2 separate regions of the Homo sapiens genome follow, and region 1 is linked to region 2. Evidence: chromatin contacts called from ENCODE Hi-C or POLR2A ChIA-PET data. All regions are on one chromosome and are shown on one strand. Each heading gives the region's core, a stretch centred on a gene start or an enhancer-like site at or near the end of the contact. The rest is flanking DNA. Distances are from core to core; before and after follow the strand shown. Region 1 overlaps PPP3CA (protein phosphatase 3 catalytic subunit alpha). Region 2 overlaps PPP3CA (protein phosphatase 3 catalytic subunit alpha).

Evidence for each region. A loop is a pair of places that touch in the nucleus more often than their neighbours do. ChIA-PET counts read pairs that join two places held with the same protein, here RNA polymerase II (POLR2A). Pooled maps may share reads with other maps.
Region 1: a map of aorta shows a loop between it and region 2 (13-fold over the local background). The contact joins two enhancer-like sites. A Hi-C loop is called at or near these places in 3 of 168 maps with a recorded cell type or tissue (B cell, aorta and psoas muscle), 2 of 37 single-sample maps with no recorded cell type and 5 of 50 pooled maps. POLR2A ChIA-PET finds 5 or more read pairs at or near these places in 3 of 52 experiments (H1, MCF 10A and PC-3).

What each region holds. Positions count from the first base shown.
Region 1 is chr4:101,229,472-101,236,652 of GRCh38, forward strand. All of the region lies in intron 1 of PPP3CA (protein phosphatase 3 catalytic subunit alpha), which reads right to left. Among named protein-coding and RNA genes, the nearest start is that of MIR8066, 7.8 kb to the right of the region's middle. Within about 2 kb of position 2,785, at least 2 of the 41 ENCODE cell types and tissues checked have a DNase peak (open chromatin) inside an H3K27ac peak, as active enhancers do.
Region 2 is chr4:101,188,576-101,195,733 of GRCh38, forward strand. All of the region lies in intron 2 of PPP3CA (protein phosphatase 3 catalytic subunit alpha), which reads right to left. Among named protein-coding and RNA genes, the nearest start is that of MIR8066, 49 kb to the right of the region's middle. RefSeq lists a silencer at 3,217-3,511. Within about 2 kb of position 3,221, at least 23 of the 41 ENCODE cell types and tissues checked have a DNase peak (open chromatin) inside an H3K27ac peak, as active enhancers do.

The DNA of each region.
Region 1 (7,181 bases), core at 1,535-4,034, 40 kb after region 2:
TGTATAATTTTATGATAGCCTCTTCTCTCTAAAAGTTCTTGTACTTTTCAAGAACTGTATTTGCTTCCTATTTTGATCTATTTATTCTTTGCAAAAGTAAACCCTGACTTGAAGAAACAACTAGGGAGTTTGGCAGTATGGTATTGGGTGAAAAAAAAAATGAATCAAAAGGCAGCATTAGTATAAATTGAGCTCTTAGGAGTCAGTCTCCACTATAACCCTTGGGCCAAATGTTGAGTTAACTGTTCCCTTCTGTACTGTACATATTCCCAGTTTCATCCACAATGGAGAGGGTGAAAAGGGCAGTAGGAATGGGGAGAGGTAGAAAAGGAGGAAATCAAAAGGTAGACAGTGCTTTGTGAGTAGCAGTTGTTTTTAAGGCAAATAGGGCAAAAAGAAAAGTGAGATAGTAACGAAAAAAATTGGGAAAGGATAGAAGAAAATGCCCAAGAGATTGGAAAAAGAGAGAGAGATATTAAAAAGAAGAAAAAACTATATTTGGAACCATTTATCACCAGTATTGAGATACATAAAGAGAGGTGGCTAGATAAATACAGTTCCTTCTTTATTAAAAAATGTTTTTTGTTTAAGGTCTCAGAACTCACAACAGTGTGATTCCATGAGATCTGGATTATTTTTTAATCTATTTTGCAGCAGAATCATAAATGCCTCAATAATTCATAAACCTTAAGTTCTAATATTTAGAAGCATTTAGTCATACGTCTAGAAATTTTTAATATGTCAACCAGATTTTTCTTCTTTACAAATATCTCTAAAATTCTATCCATCCCCACCTGCAATTCCTAATTTTTGGGCCAACATCACCTCTACTTGAATTACATTTTTCACAGACTTTATATCATTAATTTTTGTATCTTTAAAATAAAAAAAAATCACCAATAACCTTATAACTTATCATCAATTGCATCTCAATTTCAGAGGTGGAGGAAAATATTGTTCATTTTTAAATGTATGAATCTACAGCTGCAGCGAGCCATGATAACACCACCGCTCTTCAGCCTGGGTGACAGAGAGAGAGACCCGTTTCAAATAAATAAATACATAAATAAACAAACAAACTAAATAAATAAATAAAATAAAAAATGAATAAAGCCTCCCAACTGTGTGTCTGCTTCCTGTCTCATCTCCCAACTTACCCACTCCATCCTTTACTCTGCCATATAAATTACCTGCCTGTAATAGCACCTCCGAGCTAAAAGGTCACTGTGTCTTCCTTCTGCCTGCATAGGTAAAGTCTAAATTACATATTACTAGAATAGCACGCAAAGATTTTCACAAACAGAACCCAATCTGCTTTCTAGTCTCACCTTCTGCCACTCCTACATCATACCTCTATCCTGAAGACACAATGAGGATTTCTACTTTTCCTGAATACATCACAATCGTTTCAAGACTTTCTGTGTATTCTCTGAACTATTTAACTGTCTCCTTTTCCCTCCTCATCTAGGAAAATTTTACTCATACCTCATAATCTGTCTTTCATGAATCACTTTCAAAATGCAAAGTCATTCCAGGGTACACATGGGTATGGATGATTTCACAGGAATCAATTTCCAGATCCACGATTTTCAATTCTCCTCTTTCCTACAACTACCTCCTTCAGAATGCTCTTTTTGACCACTCTTCTTTCCCACCTCCACTTGCTCTTTCACAAATGATCTTCTCCAGGTTACAAATCTTACAATGATGCACTGGCCAGGGCTTAAAAACTCCTGAGCACCAAGCAACTGGAGACAACTGAGAGCTTTCCTCTAGGGGGAGAATTCTGTAAGAGCAAAGCAAGAAATGGGGAAGGCAGCAGTTTTTAGTTTATCAGGCCGCTAACTAGAGAACAGACTCCATGATTTTATCTGTAAGTCAGACTATTTATCAATGAGTCCATTTATCTTAGAATTAGGAATCAGAAATGAGATGCTAGGGAAGGAGGTATAGTTAGTTTATTTAAACTGAAAAAGGAAGTCATACTTTTTCTTACTCAAGTTAAGTCTCATTTGACTTATTGATTTGACAAATGAAGACTAGCTTTTGTAATGAGAGAATGTGGTGGGCATTTTCCAATTTGAACGAAAGTGACTATAGAAGGCTTTGATGAAAAAAATACATATAAATGCTTAAGGCAAATATATACCATAAGAAAGAAATTGTATCCTTTACAAATGCATTATAACACATATCTTGCTGCAAATACTTGATATTTGTCTGTGTCCCTCCATGGGATCATGACTAACTTATGAAACAAAATGTATGTTAGTGATTTCTTATTCATTTAAATATCTCACTTATTCTGATTGTTCAGTAAATTTCTGCTGGACTATTGGATCAGTCAGAGCTACAATTAAATCTCCTTGTTAAAAATTCCTATTAAAACACAGTAGTATTCAAACTGCTGAATAAATAAAACAAACCCTCCCAATCATAAGTATTCATTCTCATTCCTCCCTGTGAACTCCCACTGAATATTACCAGTAACTCAGCATTCTGTGCTGAAAATATTACCTAAGTACATCTCATATTTTCTATAAGATATAAGCTCCCCAAGATCAAGACCATCATCAAATTGACCTCTGTCATCACCTCAGCACCTAAACCCTACTTGACCTTTTAAAATGAATTAATAATTTAAAATAACATCAGCCTTTGCTCTTTAAAACACTGATACCTAATTTAATCTTACTGCTCTGTGTTTTGGCTCAGGATACAGAGGGTAATTCCTAAAAAGAAAAAAATTGCTGTCAGTATATGAATATGATGCCACTGACTCACCACCAAGCAGCGCAGGCATGCTGAGTTATTTTTGCCAGTAGTAATGATGAATTGTGCTGACTGAGCCATTTGGTTCCTCCTGGGACCAGAGGCACACATTTTTTTATATAGTCTGTCAGGAGTTAAAGTATAATTTTTGGCCACTGGGCAAAGTTGGAATTATTTTCTTCAAAAAAAAATTGTAGCTACTTCACACAAAGTGACAATGCTAAGAGACAAAATAAAATCAGCAAGAGTATATGCAATAGAAATAAATGCTTTATCTCTAGTTGGAAGGCCTTGAACCTGACCACCTTTAGTTCCTTCATACATGAGTCAGGTTTTGGTCTCAATACCTTATGACTGACCACATGGAAACCAAACACTTATGAGTTTAATTTTACATGCTTTCTTTTCAATTAGCTTATGGTCATACCACAGATCAGCTTTGTAGAAAAAAGGAATATCTCTTTGCATTTCCATTTCTATATAAAACCTCCTTCCTAACACTCTTGAGTTTTAAATTAGTTTCATGACCTTAAATAAAAACATACTATTATTATTTTTTGTTCTTTTATTCTGAAAATGTCAATTTTTAAAACTGATGTTTTTCCATTTTTAATGGTCTATATTCTGGTATTCTAACAACAGAAAAAGAAATTATCAGTAATAAATGAAAAACACCATACAGATTTACTAGTATTTATTAAAATAACTTCTTCATTTCTACATATTAGGCTGCTATCTACCCAAATTAATTATCTAAATATGAACTATACAAATGAGATTTTGCTTTACTTTGTTTTTTAATCTGTAACCATTTTCAAAGGAAAAGCCACCTAACTCATAGGAAAACTATAAGACACTACACCTAAAGTATAAAACAAATTAATTTCTGAAAACTTCATATTAGAAAGAATTTGAAAATGTACAGATACAAAGAATAGCTGTCTAGACACATGATTGGAAGAGTGTACTAGTAAGAAGAATTTTCAGCTTGACATTAGAGTGGCCAACCATCCTACTTTACACTTTACCTGGGACTAAGGAGAAAGTTTCCCTGGATGCAGGGCTTTTAGTGCTAAATCCACAAAAGTCCAGGGCAAATGGAACCAACTGCTCGCTCTTTGACATAGCAAGCTGAAACTTAGATCTTCAATTACTCTTTACACAACAGTGAAACTAAGTCATTAACATTTTAAAGAGAGAATAAATGCATTTAACAATTTGGTTTCTTGTAGCAGTTCAGGATAATGTTTATTTTGTTCGCATTTTTAAAGGAAAATGTAAATAAACCTTAAAATGGTTTTGATAATTCACTTCTATAAGGAATTCAGCCTATAATGTTTACTTTTCATTTTCTATTATCAAGGTAACTGGCCTCTATGTGTGATACTGAAAGTCACAAAAAAAGATAAAATGAAATAAAAATAAAACAACATGATTAAATATTTAATTCAAATGAAAACGTTTAGTCCTAATCTAGGAATTTACAGGTCTTTTTTTTTTTTTAACTTTTATTTTAGGTGCAGGGGTACATGTGCAGGTTTGTGATATAGGTAAACTCATGTCACGAAGGTTTGACATACTACACAAACTAGGGTTTGTTAATACTGTTTCATCACTCAGGTAGGAGGCGTCATACCCAATAGATATTTTTTTCTGATCTTCTCCCTCCTCTCACCATCTGTCTGCTGCTACCCTCTTTGTGTCCATGTGTTTTCATTATTTAGCTCCCAGTTACAAGTAAGAAAATGCAGTATTTGGTTTTCTGTTCCCACTTCAGTTTGCTAAAGATAATGGGCTGCAGCACAATCCATGTTCCTGCAAAGGTCATGATCTCATTCCTTTTTATGGCTGCACAGTATTCCATGGCGTATATGTACATTTTCTTTATCCAATCTGCCACTGATAAGCATTTAGGTTGATTCCATGTCTTTCCTGTTCTCAGTAGTGATACAATGAACATATATGTGTGCATATATCTTTACAGTAGAATAATATCTATTCCTTTGGGTATATACAGTAATAGGATTGCTGGGTCAAACAGTAGTCCTCTTTGAGGAACTGCCTCACTGCTTTTCACAATAGCTGAAATAATTTACACTCCCACCAACAATGTATAAGGGTTCCCTTTTCTCCACAACTTCACCAGCATCTGTCATCTTTTGACTTTTTAGTTAATAGCCATTCTGACTGGTGTGAGATGGTACCACATTGTGGTTTTGATTTGCATTTCTCTAATGATCAGTGATATTGAGCTTTTTTTCATATGCTTGTTGGCTACATGTATGTCTTCTTTAGAAAAGTGTCTGTTCATGTCCTTTCCCCACTTTTTAATGTTTTTTTTTTCTTGTAAATCGGGTCATTTTTATTAAATGCTTTAGGTTAATTAAAGTATCCATCAATTTTTATTTTTTTATCACAAAGTGGAACCAATTGCTTGGCAAATTAATAAAACTAAAAGAGACTCCAACCATTTTAACATGAGTTAAGGCAGTTCGCAGTTAATGCAGTGAGAAACTTACAGGCTCAAAGTAAAAGACGTACAAAAATAAATATTAGCATCATATAATTACCTTTTACTTAATCACAGCTTTTTTGCCCAAAAAACATTCTCTGCTGGTTCATTTTCTAACTACAAACTAATAAGAGTCTGAATATTATTCTAAAATTATTAAAGGACAGGGCTAATACAATTAGAAGAAATGTGAAGATATTTCAATAGAGTAATACATCAATAAATATTGCAAACAGGCACTCTTTACAAGTATTTCAATCATATATATATACACACTACTAGTGAGTGAATCAGATAGGTATCTTTTTAAAGATGTAAATTATTAACACATGGAAGATATTATTTGAGAGACTACTTCAAAATAAGACTTTTTAAGACAAGATATATCTGAATTTAAACTGCCCAAATTATGCACAATTTACACAATTTAAGAAACTAAACACTTTTTACAATAAGCTATATCCATCTAATTCATTTTAGGTATGGGCCTGAATTGCCTTAGGAGTAAATTTAAAGGAGAATAGCTTTTTAAGGCATCTCATTTGGGATTCAAAGAATACTACTGAGGTTGCCCACTCTTCCTGCCAACTAGTCTTCAATTTATGTCAATTCAAACTTCTGAAAGGGCTACCAGACCTATATGAGCATAAACAATATCAGAACCTAAACATACACTCACACACACACACACACACACACAGAATGGATATATAATATGTGCATTTGTATCACTGTTAGCACGGACATGAATGTAAAGCAATTTGCAATGAAAAGTGATTTCTAATTAATAATTCTCCCCTCATTAGACTATGAATTCCATGAAGAAAGATTGTTTATGTTTCTCTATAACCGTAAAAACTAAAAGGTGGCTAGGCATAAAGTAGATGCTCAGTAAACGTATTTCATTAATATAGCATATTATGGCCATTGATATCTGTCTTGTGGAATAATCATTACTTATTTGACAGTCAATCTGTCTAAAACTGAGTTACTTCATGTGTAGCTTCCCTCACTGATGTTATAGAGGATAATATATAAATTTTCAACCAAAATGAATATTAACTCATAACAGATAATATACCCTTTGCACTGTATAAGGGCCCATATGACTTTCCAATAAAATGAACAATTCTTTCTGTATTTAAATTTAAATCTTTGTTCTGCATTTAAAGGGCCTAAAAACAAAAAGCAAGTAAAAATGTCAAATTCACCATGGCTGGACTAGAAAGACCATTATATTACCACAGCTGATACAAAACACTGACTGCCAAGCTCTGAAAAAAAAAAAGAAAAGGAATAAGACAGACACCAGCCCTGTACTCATAGAATTTGTAGCTTTGTAAAGAACCTACGTAACAAATAACCAAATGAAAAAATAAAATAATCACAAATTATAGCAAATGCAATGAAGGACACAGGGTGCAAAGACAGAAAGTAAAAAGGGAAACAAACTTTAAATAGTACGATAATATTGGACTGGCTCTGCTGAGGAAGTAACATTTTGGTCAAGATCTGAAGGATGAGAAAAACATAGTCATGTGAAAAGCAGAAGAAAGCACATTCTAGGCACAGAAAACAGCAAATGCAAAGGCCTGAGGTGGGAAAGAGCTTAGCATTTAGAAGAACTGAAAGAAACCATGTAAACTTGAACAAAGTTGGTGAGGACACCATCTGTGGTTGGAGTGCTAGGCACCAAACTAAAGAATATATATTGAAGTACAATGGGAAGCCATGAAAGGATGTAGGTAGCGAACTAGTAAAATTCAACAAAATTATCTCTCTCTATGCTGTGTGGACAATGAGAGCAAGGGGCAAGAATGGGAGTAATGGCCAGTCCTTTGCCTTGATCTATTAATTAACTTTCATCATCTATAGAAGGCAGGGAAGCACTTTTTAA
Region 2 (7,158 bases), core at 1,971-4,470:
CTTTTAGATATGGATTTACATATATGTATATAGTTTGCTACATAGACCTTTTAGGGTTTAATATGAGGAAAAGAACATTGGGCTCTTTTGAAGGCTTTTCCCTACCTCCTCAACAGACTGACTTAGGTATCAAACCATTCCACAGACTTTCATGTTACTTCATAAGGCAATGCTCAGTGATGCTGCTGGCAAGGCAGACAAAATACAGGAGAAGAATAGCTATCTGACCTCCAGGTCAAACACAAAGCCAGGACTGAACTGCCTGAAGGCCTTCTCTCAGGTAATATATTTTCCATTAGCAAGGTGTGGACCTAAAAGCATTTAGTTTATATTTTTAATAATATTACACTTTATATACCAAGACAGTAACTTTACAAAATAGTAAACTAGCTGCATGAAAAATTTATATTCTTTTTATTTTATAAATCCACTAAACCACAGATTCTTCTGTAAGAAACAACTTCCAAACAGACTTGGGTGTTCGTCAACTATCTCATGTGTCTGTGTCCAAAACGCTCCACTAAGAAGACAGAAATCAATAAAATCAACAAACTCAGGAAAACAGAACAGACTAAAAAGATAACTGCTATGTAAATGGTTACACTAACACAAAGAAACACACACATATATAAACACATACTCTAGAGGTTTTCGTATATTTCCATTATATTATTATCATAATTTACTATGTACAAATCAGCCGTGCAGTTATACTAAAATTATTTTTAAATAGAATAATATCCACAAAACCATAATGCATGTTTATGTCCTCAGATGTTCAACATTTAGTAGGATAACAGTATGAAACAAAAATATTATTCAGGACAATACAGTTAATGTCATGTTACATATGGTTACTTCCAGATTTAATGACTTCATAAACCTGTAACATTAACCTCCACCCCCAAATAAAACAGAAATAGACATAGTTGAACTGCTTGGGATTTAATCCCAATTCTGGCACTTCGTAGCTGGGTAACCATAGTAAGATAGACAATTTCACTGAGCTTTAGTTTCCTCATTTGTAGAATGGAACTGATAACAGTACTTTTTTCACAGGGTTATGTGAACACTAAGAGTTAAAAAGTACAGTGTTTATGATAGTGAACGGCAAAAAAAAAAAAAAAAACAAAACCAAAAGAACCTAACAAGTGTTAGCTTTAAAACAAAAACAACTCAGTTTATCCCCCAAAAAACTATAAAAAATTATGATCTACTGTCACCATAGTGTCATACACAAAAAGAAAGCATGTTCGCTAAAATGAAAATGAAATTTTCACTCTGGATCAGTGAAAATTTTGTCATGGATCGGAACCAGTCAGTGACTGGTATTTCAGACTGTTCATTATAGTCCATACATGTTACTGACTCAGAAAGAGAATAAAATCAATGAAGTCTGAAATTATTAGGAACACTTCAGTGAGAAGATGGAATATGGATAAGATTGGAAACATGAGTATAAAAATGAATATAGCATAGATGAGATTGAAAATATGAGTATTACCTGGGTAGACCAAGGAAAACATCTACAGTTTTTTCCTTAAAGTACCTAAGAAAATATTCCTTCCTTATCTGGAGGCATTTCAGTATTACCTGAAACACCACTTCTCTTAAAGCCACGATAGTATTGATTTTAATATATTTTAGCCTTCTCCAAAAGAATTAGAGCATTATTACTGCCAGTGATTGTTTTCAAATTTTAAGAATAATAATTCTGGGGATGTTTACCTTCCTGTGAAAACAACAGGCATTGCTTTACCAAAGGTGCTTAAATATGTCATTATTTGTGAAAAGTACCAATTCATGAGAACATAAAAGGGATGTTAAAAGGGATATGTATACTGTGTCTTAAAGTAAAACAGTTATTCATGTAACCATGACGTAATTGTAATGACTGTCAAATGTTTCCCATAGATAGCGCTACATGTTTATTGATGTTAATAGAGTATTACTGATTCGTACACACAAATACTGAATTACTATGGTTCAGCTATTCTTAATAGAATACTGTATTCATTACCACTCAGCTCACTGATACCTGATTTTGAGCCCCTGGCTTACATTTTTTGTTTGATACACTGTTCCAGTAGCAACTTTCTATAGTAAACTCCCCAAGAGCTTGTAAAGAAAAGAACTACGAATGTTTTTTTCTGGGAAAAACTACACACATAAACTCTATGTCCCAAATATGCCAAGCATTCTGTTTCATCCTGCCTGCTTGTATTATAGAAACACACTTTTTATTTAAAATATAATAAATTATAATCAACAGTCAAAATAATTTATTTCTTCTACTTCTTGAGGACCCTTCGCATCAGTATTCTTTGTATGTTTTCTTCAGTAATGAGCAGGAAAACATTGTAGTCACGGGAACAAAAGCCCAAGACTTTAACCCTACAATGCAGAAGTAGAATAGTGTAGTATAATAGCTAAGCATAGGATATGTAGATAAATGCCTGTTTAAGGCAAGGTCTTCAGCTTACCCGCTATGAGACTTCAGTTTAGGTTCTTAAACCAATGAATCCCACAGTGTGGTCCCAGATCCAGAGCATCATCATTATCTGGGAACTCAGATACTCAAATTCTCAGGCCCTACTCCAGACCTACTAAATCAGAAACTCTGGAGGCAGAACTCAGCAATCTGTATTTTGTGAAGCCCTACAGGTGATTCTGATCTATGGTCAAGTTTGGAAACACTGACTCCACCTGTCTCCCTTTTCACATTTGTAAAAAGCGTTTCCAAGAACAACCTTGCAAGACCAGAGGTGAACAGATCAAAGGACTTTGGCTCTCATGCAGTCACCTTTTATAATATAATCACTTTTTTAACCAAGGGCTGAAATTAAGGAGTATATGGACATCAAAATGATGTGTGGCTGCCACAGGCTGGGACTGAAATGTGCTGACTTGCCAGCAGTGGGCTGGGTACCAAAATAGGTCTCTGGCTGCAGGACAGGCCCTAAAGATTTGGCCACTAAAATCACAAGTGGGCAAAATGCCCCAGACAAAATATTTTATCTCCATATAAACTAAGGCCACATTGCTTCATAGTGACAAATGACACTATGAGGAGAATAAACACTGATCTTTTAGGTCCCAGAAGACACCAGATTCCTATCCCTGCTTAACTCTCCTCAGAGTGCAGGCAAGGGGAATTCTCCTAATTGACGTCAGCTGCTGTAAGGGAAGGACTGCCATGACCTTAAACTTGGCCACCAGTCCACTCTCACATCCAGGAACAAAGCCAGAGGGTTCTCCTGGCAACTGCCTGACATGCTAAATGGCAGGCCCCGGCACTGAGGGAATCCTCTGCTGACCCAGGGACAAATCCCCCACTGCAGGAAACAGGCAAACCAGAGAGATTAGCAGTTTGCCCAGCTGATGCTGGCCTATCCCCTCTGCCCAGAGAGCAGAACATGAGTTCTAAATCATTCTATTCAAAAAACCTAAGCTCCCGGTCTGCTTTTGCATTACAAATGAGTGGAATGTTCTCTGCTAAGTGAAAGGAAAACAGGAAAATATGAGAACTTCAGGGAGAAATGTAAATTGGATCCCTGCACAAATCATCTTACTGTTTTCAAGAAGACTTTAAGAGATATTAACGTTTTAAATACAAACTAATCAGATGTTTTAAAATCAACTTGAACACTCATTTTATAAAAGGTCTTGTAATAAAAATAGGATTAAATCCCCCTACCCTGCCATGGCTTCCTTGAACAAGTATGAAAGTTTCCTAATCACCCCACTCTTAAGAATTCCTCCCCACCTCTTCCTACTCATCTCATCCAGGACACTATTCCAGCCACAAACATGATTATGTAACTCTCCTGCTCAAAGATCCCTTCAACCCCCATTCCCTATAGAATGGTATCAGAGTAAGTGCTGGTTATAGAGATTAATATTTAACCCTAACCTTCCAGCCTCAGTCTCATCCTCCCATCTCCACCCCACCTCTCATACCCTTCTGAAACCCTGCCTTCTCACAGCAAACCTCAAAGAACATAACTAGCCACTTTACAAAAAATACCAGTGGCTTCCATGTGCTGTTATCTCTGCTCACATCATCCTTCCCCATCTTTTTCACATAGTACAATTGTACTTATCATACATGATACAATTCAATATCATGTAATCTGTCAATACTTTCTTGGCTCTCTGCATTCCTTTTGCTGAGTTCTCACACCAGTTTTTAGGTACCTCCATTACAGTTCTTAAAAAACTTATAGTAATTATCTCTTTATGTGTCTGACTCCCTTACCTAGACCTTGGATATTCTATGTCTCATATGTTTTATCATCCATAGCCATAACTTTCAATAAGTTCTCAATGCATATTCACAACAGGTAGGACCCCAGCTATTTAATAGTTTCTTTTACTCAAAGATGAAATGTAATAATCAAGGAGCACTGTCAAGGAAATACTCATTTAGAAGATAGGAACACATTTTGGTTTTAAATTAGCTATATCCACTTGGATACTTCCTAATTTGCTTGAATACACCTAGGTTATATCCTTTAATTTAGTCAACAATTTAATGTACTTATGCTTGGTTAGATATCTGTTTCCATTTTTTCCTGTTATATTCTGAGCCCTTGGAGGGCAAAGACCAGGTCTTATTCACATGTATGTGATATATACCACCTGTACCAGGTAAATGTATAATAAACATTTCATTAAATTGGATCACCAAAATGTGTTGCCTCACTGATTTGGGGCCACAGTTTTTCAACGTTCCATTTGTGTGTTTGCAAGAATACAAAGATAAGTTCAACTACATTTTTTGGGAAAAAAATGTCAAAGAGGAAAAATACTTTTCTTTACAAAATGTCTGCAACACAGAAATAGTCTTCAAATTAAAAATCTGAAACAGCTACCAGTCTAGTCAGCCATGTTAGCTGAAAGAAAAAAAAAAACAGAACTGGCCTCATGGCCCCCTTGTCTGGATAAACTTCATCTCTACTCCTATGAAGATGGTTTGCTCACCTATCTAAATCCACACGCTAAATCCGCTTTGTGAGGGCAAGTCCACACTCCTTTACTCCCTCTCCAGACGGACAGATGCAGGGAGTCAGGGGACTAGGCGGCTTCCTGGTCCTTCTGACTTCTCCAAAATAAAACATAATGAATTTTTAGGGGAAAAAAATCCTAAATGAACCCAAACCTTTCATTGTCTTATGAACACTTGAAGAGAAAGTCTTTGTTCATTTTAACTTTAAAAAATGCTAAAAGAATGAAGGAATATCTAGATTTCCAATAACTAGGACATTAATTCCTCAGTTTTTCTTAAATGGGGGCAAACCATGGCAAATGTTAGTACAACTCTTCTCTAAACATCTGAGACTGAAACATTTTTATTAATAAAAAGTAGGAGGGAAGGACTAGAGGAAAATATGGTAGTGGCTTTTTAATTATAAAATATTGATCACTTCTTTTGAGAGTTTACATATCTACTACGCTTATTTCTGAATTCCACAAAAGAAGTTATCGGTCAGTAACTTACAGAGTAAGTCTCTGGCTTGACTTACTCACCACTGGTCCAATATTGGGTTAATGTTCCTCGAGCCAATTCCTCCTCTACCTGACCCTAAACATAGTTAATACTTCTGAATTACAAATAAGAAAAAATAGCATTGCCAGACAAAAATAAAATGTAAATAATGTCAATCTCTCTAGAATGGGAATCATTCAAGATATTTTGATAAAGAAAGGTGTAGTCTGATACTCAAAAGAGCTTATCTCTTTCTTAACAGTCAAATTCAAATATTCATTTGAAGACCAATAATTTTAAAAGAAATTAGCAATCACTAATATATATGAAATACTTTTAGATGCCCCCTTTATATCAAAAAGAACACTATTCTATGTCTAAATCAGAATAATATTTAAGAGGAAAATATTTTTAGCTTCTTCAAAAATGAAAACCTGTAAATTAAGCAAACTCCATAAAGAGTAGATCCAAAGTCTCTGGTATTAGAAGCTGTATACTATACAATTTTTTTTTCTTTTTTTGAGATGGAGTCTCACTCTGTCACCCAGGCTGGAGTGCAGTGGCACAGTCTCAGCTCACTGCACCCTCTACCTCCTGGGTTCAAGAGATTCTCCTGCCTCAGCCATCGAAGTAGCTGGGATTATAGGTGCCCACCAGCACACCCAGCTAATTTTTGTATTTTTAGTAGAGATGGAATTTTACTATGTTGGCCAGGCTGGTCTCAAACTCCTGATCTCAAGTAATCCACCCACCTCGGCCTCCCAAAGTGCTGGGATTATAAGAGTTAGCCACCGCGTCCAGCCCATACAAAATTTTTTGACAATATTTAATTTTTATGGCCTAAGAGAAGCATACTTACACAAAATATGTATCTGACCATAAGAAATAACAAAACTAAAACACGAAAAATAAAATAAAAAATAAAAAGGCCCGGAGTGGTGGCTTATGCCTGTAATCCCAGCACTTTGGGAGGCTGAGGCGGGCAGATCACCTGAGGTCAGGAGTTCAAGAGCAGCCTGGCCAACGTGGTGAAACACCATCTCTACAAAAATAGAAAAATTAGCCAGGCATGATGGCACCTATAATCCCAGCTACTCGGGAGGTGGAGGCAGGAGAATTGCTTGAACCCAGGAGGTGGAGGATGCAGTGAGCCGAGATTGCACCATTGCACTCCAGCCTGGTGACAAGAGTGAAACTTCATCTCAAAAAAAAAAAAAAAAGATATTTTGTAGGGACAAAATGCTACGGGCAAAAGAGAAAAAAATGTGTCCTTCTTCCGAAAGTTCAGTGCTTCTCAAACTTTAATGTGCATCAGAATCACACAGAGGGCTGGATAAGACACAGATTGTTGGGTCTCACCCCAGGTACTGTGATTCAGTAGGCTGGAGTGGGGCCTAAGAATGCATATTTTAACAAGTTTCAAATGGTGATGATGATGATACTATCAGTCTGGGGATCACACTTTGAAAACCACTGTTTTAACTTATACCCTTACTCAACCATTGTGGAAGTCTCGGGATACTTTGTCTAATCTTTCCCAATGAATATCCTGTGTGCCACTTAGTATTTCTACTTAAAAACAATATCACTTCTTAAAGTATCACTTCAGAAATCATCACCATCTCTAAGTTGCATTCCACTTTTTAGAGCATTGCAATCTTACAGATATT